Linked DNA regions of Homo sapiens: region 2 is linked to region 1. The links are chromatin contacts, found by POLR2A ChIA-PET in ENCODE. All regions are on one chromosome and are shown on one strand. The core of a region is the stretch at or near the end of the contact, and the rest is flanking DNA. Distances in the headings are between cores, read along the strand shown.

Region 1 (5,716 bases), core at 2,132-4,631:
AGCTTTAAAATTATGTAAATAACATATTATGGAAAATGCAGACGATATGGGTGAGACAAAATTTTTGAAATTACTATTATTAATTGCACTATTAGCCCCTGGAATCGATTTTGATGCCCTGTACGTATGCAATAAAGAATTGCCGAGTAAGAGGGTGAATAAATGAACCCCTGTCTTTGTAGTGAACACCCCATAGAAGGAAGGTCACAGCTGTTTGCATATGGAAGAAGTTTGTCAGTCAGGTGGACCTTAAGGAGTGTGTTGGCTATCATACTGTTTTGTTTTTGGTTTTGTTTTTTGCCCAGGCTGGAGTACAGTGGTGCCATAACGGCTCACTGCAGCCTCAACTTCCTGGGCTCAAGCGATCCTCCCACCTCAGCCTCCCAAGTAGGTGGGACTACAGGGGCGCACCACCATGCCTGACTAATTTTTGTAGTTTTTGTAGAGATGGGATTTCACCATGTTGCCCAGGCTAGTCTTAAACTTCTGGGCTCAAGTGACCCTCCTGCATTGGCCTCCCAAAGTTCTGGGATTACAGGCTTGAGCCACAACACCTGGCCTGTCATACTTTTTAGTTGTCAGAATGAGTTGTAAATTACATGTGGTATGATTATTAAGACTGCAATTAATGGAAGCACTAAGAAACACAATAGGTCATGGTAGCCTGGGGCTCTAATTTATGTATGCATCATGCTGAGGTCCCATAATGTCCAGATGAGGTGCTCTGCTTCTAGTGGCTGGCCCAGCCTGGCTTTCTGTAATCATGGTCAGCTTGTGAACTAACAGGTCATAGTCATTCATTTTCACTGAGATTCTGCAAATAAACAAATATGCAGACTAGAAATCAGAAAGACATTCATATTTTTTGCTAGCAAAAAACGGTTGGTAAAAAAGTGATTGCACAAAGTCTTCCAAGCTCCACTGCCCCATTGCCTGCACCTGGAACTTGGCAAGTCGCAGACCGTCTGTATCCTGCATCCGTGGTGTCCTCTGAGTGTGCATGGCCTCTCCAGTGGGCACGCCCGCAATAAACCCGGTGTCCATAGCCTCAGCTGCATTACCCTACAGGGTTTGCTGTCTTGACTCTGTGGAGAGGACTTAGTGGGGAGAAGTGCTCCTTTTCCTTCTTTCTTTCATAGCTTGGTTTTTGCTTCTGACAGTTTTGTTGTTTTTTGTTTGTTTGTTTTTGTTTTTTTCATTTATGCATAGTCATGTGTTGCTTAATGATAGGGATATGTTCTGAGAAATGTGTTGTTAGGCGATTACGTTGTTGTGTGAACATTACAGAGTGTACTCACATGACCCTAGGTGGTGTTGCCTGCCCCACACCTATAATCTTATGGCACCACCGTCGTGTATAGGCTGTGTCCTTGACTGCAGTGTCGTTATGCGGCTCATAACTATACATACCTTTCCTTCTTTCCTTTTTTGATCTTCGGTCTCTTCTAATTTCCTTTTTACTCATTCTCTTTGTGAGCCAAAAATCTCCCCTCATTATAGTTGCAAAGCATATGGCTAGTACTGTGACACTTCCCTATCAAAGGATTTCAGAGCCACATTATTTTTGAAGCAAAGTGAGACTTGTGAATGTAGTGTTCTTAGTCCCCAGAGCTCTTGAAAACTCCATAGACATGTTCAAATTATCAACTAGCAACAAAAAAAGAGTATTAAAACCAGGAGTGTTTTATTAAAAATGAAATGTATTAAAACAGAAAATTGAGCTAACAGAAACAAAACATGAAGAAACATCCCCAAAGTTTACTGTTAAATTATCTTATTTGGTATTTTTTCTTTACAAAAACAGCCCAAACCATGTTTTGCTTGAAGCATCAGGCTTCAAGAGAAGTACATGTTTCTTATATAAATTCCCATTCGTGTTTTGTTTGGTTTAATATCTACTGTTGCTAGTAGACTGTGTATTGGAAAGGAATATTTTCTAGTATTTTCTGCATTGATCCACATGCATAGTATTTCATTTACATTGTGGGCCATATAGAATTTTGCAGACTAGTTCAGAAAACCAGCTTCTATTTATAACATTGAATTTTCAGGAAAATGCATTCTGAGTTCCAAATAATGAGCTTAGAGCTTTACTTTTGAAATACAGCCCAATTGTATGTTGAGAGCTGCCTACCCTGTAAGCCAATGAAGGGTTTTTATTTTGTATGATATTTCAATATGATCCAGAAGCATCTGGTTTATCTAGCATACCATTAAAAAACAAACAAACAAAAAAAACACTGTGCTACTTAGCCAGGAGAGGTCTTAGTTTTGCTTTGACTTCAGCCCATTGTCTTTTTAGTTGGTGATAGTCTGTGATGAAAAGGCCTACTGGGAAACGTTGAGAGAATCTTTTAAAATTTTAATGCAGGGAATTTTAAAGACCAGTTTAAAAAATACTACTTAAGATTGGGCGTGGTGGCTCACGCCTGTAATCCTAGCACTTTGGGAGGCCAAGGCAGGCGGATCACGAGGTCAGGAGTTCAAGACCAGCCTGGCCAACATAGTAAAACGCTGTCTCTACTAAAAATACAAAAATCAGCTGGGATTGGTAGCACGCGCCTATAGTCCCAGCTACTCAGGAGGCTAAGGCAGGTGAATTGCTTGAACCTGGGAGGCGGAGGTTGCAGTGAGCCGAGACCATGCCATTACAGTCCAGCCTGGGTGATAGAGTGAGACTCTGTCTGTCTTTCTGTCTGTCTCTCTCTCTGTCTCTCTGTCTCCCTCCCTCCCCCTCTCTACACACACACACACACACACACACACACACACACACACACACACACACACAGAAGTTCACTGAAAACTTCAGGATTTTCTGTGGCTAAGAGTCCTTTCAATCATGAAAGTATTATTTACTTCTAAAACTTTTTGGAGGACTTTTAAAATTGTTACAAAGTTTTTTTCAAAATCCTCTTTTTACAAGTATTAGTTTCTGGGAAAAGCTGGAAGACATCTATTTTCTAGTTAAAAAATAAAGGCAAAGGATTCATTTTCTAAGAGAATTTTAATTTTATAACCTCCCAGATTAATGTCTTGGTGTATAAATGTGTATCTCATGGAATGTGACATGAGAAGCACGTCATTTGTTAGGTGCTAAATTTGTTTTTACGATTATCGATTTTATAAGTGATCTTCAGTTTGTTGAAGAATGAGTAAAACCACATAGATATTACTTTCCCACTTTAATCTTTTGGATGAAAGCAACACATTCAAAGCCAAAGGACTTAGAGTGAAATCTTAAGGTGTTTGCTACCATAATTCTAATTTGGTATTCATAAAAAATTATGTAATATTTCAAGACTTAACGTGCTCTGTTTGAATACACACATCAAAACTCTGTGGTTGCTTTCTTTTTTCCACTTGAGAAACTAAATTAATTTAAAGCTAGTTTGTGGAATATAATTGAACACTAGTTATTTTAATTTCCTTGCTACTTGATCAAGATCTTGCTCTTTTAAGCATCATGTGAAACCGTTAGTACCCACTTTCACCTGGCAAAATAAGGCATTTTACATGATCAGGGCAAATATTTTTCTGACTCTGATGAAGGACTTCTGTGCCAGTCAACACATTATTATTTTTACAAAGTTATAGTCTGTGAGTTGGAAATGTGGGTATTTTTTTCTTTCCATGTTATTTGCTATAGTTATTAATATTAATTGGAAAGTGATTGTTATTAAGCAGGTAGTGAATAGATTCACCTGCCCTTTTTACATGTGCCTCATAGAATGGCATCGGCCAATGATTAACTTTCTTGCAGAGATGTGGATGTTGGTTGTTCTGATGCTATATTGGTATATTATTCCTATCGGTATAGGACTATTAAAAACTTTCTACAAATGTAATGGGAAAATGTACGTTCGGGGAGCAAAGGGGTAGTAGGGCTTATCAAATGCAAGTGACTACTGGGAGAGTGCTGTTTCAGATGAAGCCTGCAGAAAGAAAAAAAGAAATGTAGGTGCCGGAAACAGTGCAGGGAGAACTTAAGAAGAACCGCAGTTGGGGTTTGTGCAGGCTGAAGAAAGCATTTGATGATAAGCCAGCTGCAGGATGTTGACACAGGGGCTGTGTTAGCCTGGGTGTTTGGAATTGCCTTCTGAGTAGAATTTTAGAGCTGTTCCTTGGTTCTACTTAAGTATTTGATAATATCTTTTGGGATCGATAATTTTTCAAAACAGGCTTCCTAAATTAATGCCTTCCTGCTGCATAAAAAGCTGTTCCTTTTCTTTGGTAGATTGGGAAAAGAGCATTGAAAGGTCATGGTTTCTCCCGTGACTTTTATATGAGGGTACGTTTTTCTCCCCCTGGAGTTTAGATGGCCATCATAAAAACTGGTTGATAATCAGTAAGTTATACAATATACTTTAAAGGCATTGTAGCTCTCAACATTTCTCAGATATTTATTTTGAAATTCATGGTGGAAGAATTTGTGTAATGTATTCTTTTCTGTGTTTCCCTATGTAATATTGGTAAAAGCATTATTGGGAAACAAGGAGAGTAATGAAAGTAGCATCAAAACTTATTGGAGTTAGGGGAAAATAATTAAAATGTGTTGTATTAGATTTTTTCCTAAAGATAGGTGGCAAGGCAACCTTTCCTTGGTCAAGTTTATTAGAAACCTATTTCAGACATTGTAGAGAATGTTGTATGTTTATATAGCATTCCTGGAAAGCCATCTGAAAATAGTAATCAAAATTAATATATATGGCCTTTGATCTCACAGTCCCACTTCTGATAATCTATCCCATAGAACTAAAAGTACTGATTAGTAAAACTGTGTGTGTGTATATATATGTATATATATGTATGTGTCTGTGTGTGTATGTATATATATGTGTATGTCTATATATATAAATATATTTATAGCATCATAGTATATTGCATCTAAACATTGGAAACAGGCCAGGTGCAGTGGTCTCACATCTGTAATCCCAGCACTTTGGGAGGCCAAGGTGGGAGGATTGCTTGAGCCCAAGAGTTTGAGACCAGTGTGGGCAACATAGTGAGACACCATTACTTTTTTCTTAAAAAAAAAAAAAAAAAAAAAAGCCAGGTGTGGTGGTGCACCTCTGTAGTTTCAACTACTTGGGAGGCTGAGGCAGGAGGATCTCTTGAGCCCAGGAGGTTGAGGCTGCAATGAGCCATGATAGTGCCACTGTACTCCAGCACGGGTGACAGAGTGAGACCCTGTCTCAAAAGATACAATGGAAACAAAGTGAATGACCTTCAGTAGTGGAACAGCTAAATAAATTATAGTGCGTTCACTCTCTGAAGTAATATAATTAAAAGTGAGCTAGACCAGTTGTGTAGGAGGGATCTGTATGATGTAGTTTAGGAAAAGGCACATTCAGAGAAATATATGTAATAGGATTTCATATTTTTAAAACGCAAAGCATTTCTCTTGTTGCTTTTGTCATCACACATACCAACCAAGCTGCGCACCTTGGCTTGTTAAGGCTTGAAAGTCACAGGTTGGTTAGAGGGAAAAAAGTAAAGTGATGAAGACAGACATCATAGAGCCAGTTTTTCATTTATGTAAAAATGTATGTGTGTGTGTTTGTATATGAATGTATTAAATATATCCATAAAGATATGTATACAAAAATCAAAATATTGTGGTTATCTTGGGTATTGCTATTACAATAATGTTATGTTTTTTTCCTTATTTTTCTCTATTTGAATTTTTTTCAAGGATCCTGTGTTTATATAATGT
Region 2 (5,716 bases), core at 2,776-5,275, 3.8 Mb before region 1:
TACTCACACAGATGTGTTTTGTTGGTAAACAAAACTTTCACTGGGGCTCACATCTATTTAGGCCTGAATCAGTTTTCAAACCAAAAATTTTAGTTGCCTTGAGAAAAATTCTGATAACTACCATGCAACTTGAGGCAACTTGAGTGACAGTATCAATGACTTTTCTTCTTTTCTAATTCAATCTAAAGTCAGTTAACATTTCAAGTAATAGGTTAATCATCATTTAGTAAATAAAAACACTTTATGTTTTCTATCTTAATTATTTCTTAATTCACATCATATAACTAATTTCATGTGTACCCCTTTGTTATAACAATAATGTGTTACAATTTCATGCTAGAAACTGAATTTTGAGCAGAATGGTATTAAATTAAGGGATTATTTGATGCACTTAAAACTAAAAGATTTAGTCATAAAAGTGTACTATTTTATATATTAAGTGAAATATGTAATAATACAATTGTTTATATAGGAATTTTTTAATAAAACAGAAAACAAATAAAAGGATACACTATTTTTCATGTAAGTTCAAAAAAGGCCTGGTGCAGTGGCTCACACCTGTAATACCAGCACTTTGTGAGGCCGAGGCAGGTGGATCACCTGAGGTCAGGAGTTTGAGACCAGCCTGGCCAGCATGGTGAAACCCTGTCTCTACTAAAAATACCAAAAAAGTAGCTGGGCGTGGTGGTGCGCACCTATAATCCCAGCTACTTGGGAGTCTGAGGCACAAGAATCGCTTGAACCCGGGAGGCGGAGCTTGCAGTGAGCTGAGGTCGTGCTGCACTCCAGCCTGGGCGACAGAGCAAGACTCCATCTCAAAACAAAACAAAACAAAACAAAACAAACAAGTGGTCCTAACAACTTCTGCATGAAATAAAAAACTTGTTAAGATTTTTCTCTTCTTGTGATTATCAAGTTTTGGGTTTACAGAGTTGATGTTTTCGGTGGCAGCAAGTGTCAATACAATGAAGAAACTCATATTATTTACATTTTTATAAGGAGCTTATCTGTCAAAACCCTGCTTTCTTATATTTCTTATAGCACCGTATTAAGATATTACAAACTCACGGGTTGTCTAAGCTAATTTGAATGGTTGCAAATTTCACCGTTTCAGCTGTACTTTTAGTTATGCTTAGTCTTTACTTGGACTAAGATACTAATACCAATAACAGAATGAAAATTTCAGAGCACTGAGAATGAAAAGAAAAGACAAAACAGAATATTTGTGAGCAAGACCCTGTCTCTACAAAAAATAAAAAAATTAGCCAGTCATATTGGCATGCGCCTGTAGTCCCTGCTATTCAGGAGGCCGAGGCAGGAAGATTCTTTGAGCCCAGGAGTTCAAGGCTGAAGTGACTCATGATTGCACTATTGCACTCCAGCCTGAGCAAAAGAGCAAGACCCTGACTCAAAATAAATAATGATAAAAAAATGAAACAACAGAGGAGGTATAAAAATGACTTTGCAATTATTAAAATGAGACACAGTCAATGAAGTTCAGGAAGGTTAGAATTAGCCTTCAGTATTAACCAGAGAAGTTGCTACCTGTCTGTCTACCAAGAAGAAAACTCCTCACTCAATTGCTTCTGTGCATGGCTGGGGTTGAGAGAGAGAGAAATCTCCCCTTGCTCTCTACCTGCCTGATAATAATAAAAATAACAGCGAATAACTATTAGGTGTTCTCATTCCATGCCAGGGATTGTCCTGGTGCGTTACGTGCATTGACTGATTAAATCCATCCTCACACCCTAGGTGAAATGAAAACACTTTTATATTCATCTTAGATGAGAAAACTGAGGCATCCAGAGATAAGTAAATCGATCGAGTTTACACAAAGTAAGTCAGTCATCAAATATTTATTGATCCCAGACATGATTGGAGGCTTAAACAAATTTCTGGAAGATTTTTCTGTGTGGGTTTTCCTCAGCTGTATTTCTTCTCTTCAATGAATTTATCTGCATACTGTACATCTTTCTATGTTAAAGACAGTTAAAGAAAAATGTTTGTATCCTAGTATTGACTGCTTTTTTTTTTTTTTTTTTTTTTTTATCAGATGGAGTTTTGCTCTTGTTGCCCAGGCTGGAGTGCAATGGTGTGATCTCGGCTCACTGCAACCTCCACCTCCCAGTTCAAGAGTTTCTCCTGCCTCAGCCTCCCAAGTAGCTGGGATTACAGGCACCGGCCACCATGACCAGCTAATTTTTTTTTTTTTTTTTCACTTGAGAAAGAGTTTCACCATGTTGGCCAGGCTGGTCTCAAACACCTGACCTCAGGTGATCAGCCCGCCTCAGCCTCCCAAAGTGCTGGAGTTACAGGGACTGTTGTTTTTTTACCCTACAGTGTTTTGAGTTTATTACTAGATTGCCAAAACTAAAATAGAACTGGAATTGATGAGAAATAAGTTTCAAAAATCTGAGGCTCTCCAAGTATCAATTTGCTTTGATATTTTTATTATTTTTTAATTAGAAACCATCTGGCAACATTTTTTTCTAGGAAATAAATCAGTAGACATATTACAACTACAGATACAAAAGAGGAGAAAAAAATTTTAAAAAGCTTATGAATGGGATTGCCCTTAGGATGAAATACGCACTACAGAATTCGGATGCTCGCAAATGCTGGTGGAAACTGTGAAGTCACCTGTGTACAGTGTGATTGAAAATAACTTAGAATATTGAATTTTACCTGATTCCTTCAGTGTTGTATTTTTTCAAAATGCAATGAAAGCGTTTTATCAAGAGGAAGTGGTTCACAGAATAACACAGCATATGGTTAAAGGTTCTTGCAACGTTTGAGGGAGGAGAAAGGGGAAGCCGAGGCTTCTGTGTAGCGTAAAACAGGAAACAGAAGCATCTCTAAAGTTACGGATTATATCAAATAATTCACTCAACAGAGAACTAAGGTGAAGAAACCTCTTGGGCCAACTTAACCAACTTTGCACTGTACCCCTGAGATCGGTGAAAATCTTAATAGGCTAGCAAGTAGTTACTGAATCAAAAGGACAATGACTGTGGTCATATGATCAATTCAGACTAATATGCAGTGAGTCACAAACAAAATTCATATGGACATGTGTATATACATAGGTAGGGTCACACAGAAGGGACAGCCAAGACAACAGGGTCCTTTTGTAAGCAATATTGTCATGGCAAAAGTTACCTGTAAATAACATTTTAAATAAAAAACTAATCATTAAATGAAATGATTTATTTCAGTAATTTAAAAAAATACTAAGAGAGTGCTTTGAAAAGTCTTAGAATTTTGCAGTAAAGACACACACACACACACACACACACACACACACACACACACACGTAATGAGATGGGCTACCACATTTTAAAAAATATGATTTAGGCCAGGTGCGGTGGGTTACACCTGAAATTCAGCACTTTGGGAGGCAGAGGTGGGAGGATCACTTGAGGCCAGGAGTTCAAAACCAGCCTGGGCAATATAGCAAGACCCCATCTCTATCCCCTCTGCCAAAAAAATTAGCTGGGCATAGTGGTGCGCACCTGTGGTCTCAGCTACTCAGGAGGCTGAGGTGGGAGAATCCTTTGAGCGCAAGAGCTCATGGCTACAGTGAGCTATGACAGCACTACTGCCCTCTAGCCTGAGTGACAAAGTGTGACCCTGTCTCTAAAATTAAAAAATAAAAACAAAAATAACAAAACAAAAAATAAAAGATACAATTTTTAAATGTGCTTATTTCCAAATTGCTGTGATTTTATGCAAACCATAAAGTTAGTGAAAAATTTATGTTTTGCATAAAATCAAAGCAATTTGGAAATAAGTGGGTGGGACAAGGTGGGGACACTCTGCTAAGTCAAGCTTCAGTTAGAAAAAAGTGAGAGAACTGAACAACACCCAAAAATGTTCCCCAGGACTCAAGTGCAAGAACACTTGACACAGGACAACAGAGGTCAGCACATATGAACCCAACATCCCCACTTCCATCTGTCTGTCTGGCCTCCAGCTCTGGGAGACAAGTTGTAGACTAGTTTCACTTGGATGCCCACGGGTTGGAAAGAGAGTGCCAAGTCTCTAGATTATTTTAAGTTCCCTTTTTTTTTCTACTTTGGGTGTCTATATAAGGAATGGGGAACTGCTTTTGTATTTAGGACCTACTGTGACCTAAAACCAGAGGGACAATGCAATTTAGAATTTTTTGAAGAGATACAAATAGAAAATACTCTGTTTATCATGTTGTATTAATAAATAAAAATCATGAACATTTCTTTTTAGAAACAAAAGTCCTGTGAATAGTTAGGTCAATTCACTGTCCCCTACTTGTCTTTATTTTCTCATGAATCTATCTCAACTGGACTTTTGTTTGCACTATGTCACCAAACTGTGTGCCAAGATTACCAACAATCTGTGGTGTATGGTGGCTCATGCCTGTAATCCCAGCACTTTGGGAGGTCGAGGTAGGCAGATCACTTGAGCCCAGGAGTTAGAGACCAGCCTGGGCAACATGGGGAAATCCCATGTTTACCAAAAAAAAAAAAAAAAAAAAAAAAAAGAAGCAGCTCAACCATTCCAATATTAAAGTTATTTTGAAAGAAGAGATTACCAATGATCTCTCTGTTGTGAAATCCAATGGTTAGTTCCCAGTCAGCATCTTATACAGCCTTTAATATTATTGATCACTCCCTCCTGGAAATATTTTCTTCACTTGGCTTTCCTGACAGTTTTCTTTCCTGGTTTTCCTCCTCACAGAGGCCAATGTACCTTGAAGCCAACAAAGAAGCTTACATTTCAGGGCTTCTCACTTGCAGGACCCTTCTGATGCCACATGTCTCCTCTGGCACCCCAGCAGCAGCACACAACACAACACTGTTCTGTTGCTGGGAGGTCACCTGGGTCAGGGTTCCTAGGTCTTGGAGTGGGGTCAGGCGACTACCAGCACTATCTCCACTTTACTTGGAGTCCAGCAAAAGCCCTCCCATGATGCATTTCGTGGACATTAGATCTCATGTCCCAATCCAAGGAGAAGATCTGAAGGAAACGCTCTGCTCTGCTCCTTGCCCGGGGTCACCTTGATCCAAGCTTCCTGGCTACCTTATGTCACCCCCAGCTCCAGCTCAGGATTTGGGAGGGTGGTGGGAACTGATGGTTCTGTGGTCCTGGCCAAACAGTCCAGCTGTCGCCTGGGCCTTTGGATGCCACAGGGTGCCATGTTAGTAAGAACAAAGGCTGCACTTCTCTGAGGCCTTGTTCACTGGCAAGAAGTACCGCCAGAGCTAGAAACCACAGAGGAAGTTACAGAGGAGGCATTACCATCTAGAGCTGTCAAGCAAAAGTCAACTTCTTCTCAACTCTCAATCCTAAAAATTAATTTTGATCAGCCATGCTGGAGGAGACACTAAATCATCTATACAGAAAATTGTATTTCAAATTTATTCCCTATAGGAAGAGAAGGTAAAAGAATATGCAGCCAAAAGCGTAGCAAAAATACATCAGCAAGTTATTTAATCATCATAAAGATTACAATGTTGCTTTTTAGATATATACACTTACGTGTCAATTTTTATTTTTATTGTTTTTTTTCAAATGTTTGCATATTCTAATAATGCTGTAAAATAAAGAGTTTCATTTTAGGCAGTGAAAACTATTTTTTCACAGTAAAGTATCACAGTTAAGTCCTTTTGGGTTCAGTGATCTCTAGTGATTAATAACAAATACACTTTATAAATTATACACTTTATAAATTATTGC

The links. ChIA-PET counts read pairs that join two places held with the same protein, here RNA polymerase II (POLR2A).
Region 2: POLR2A ChIA-PET joins it to region 1 with 14 read pairs in activated naive CD4-positive, alpha-beta T cell. The contact joins two enhancer-like sites. POLR2A ChIA-PET finds 5 or more read pairs at or near these places in 2 of 52 experiments (activated naive CD4-positive, alpha-beta T cell and naive thymus-derived CD4-positive, alpha-beta T cell).

What each region holds. Positions count from the first base shown.
Region 1 is chr10:22,664,941-22,670,656 of GRCh38, reverse strand. The region is part of intron 1 of PIP4K2A (phosphatidylinositol-5-phosphate 4-kinase type 2 alpha); the gene reads left to right. Among named protein-coding and RNA genes, the nearest start is that of PIP4K2A, 47 kb to the left of the region's middle. Within about 2 kb of position 3,381, at least 5 of the 41 ENCODE cell types and tissues checked have a DNase peak (open chromatin) inside an H3K27ac peak, as active enhancers do.
Region 2 is chr10:26,479,425-26,485,140 of GRCh38, reverse strand. The region is part of intron 2 of APBB1IP (amyloid beta precursor protein binding family B member 1 interacting protein); the gene reads right to left. Among named protein-coding and RNA genes, the nearest start is that of APBB1IP, 44 kb to the right of the region's middle. Within about 2 kb of position 4,025, at least 10 of the 41 ENCODE cell types and tissues checked have a DNase peak (open chromatin) inside an H3K27ac peak, as active enhancers do.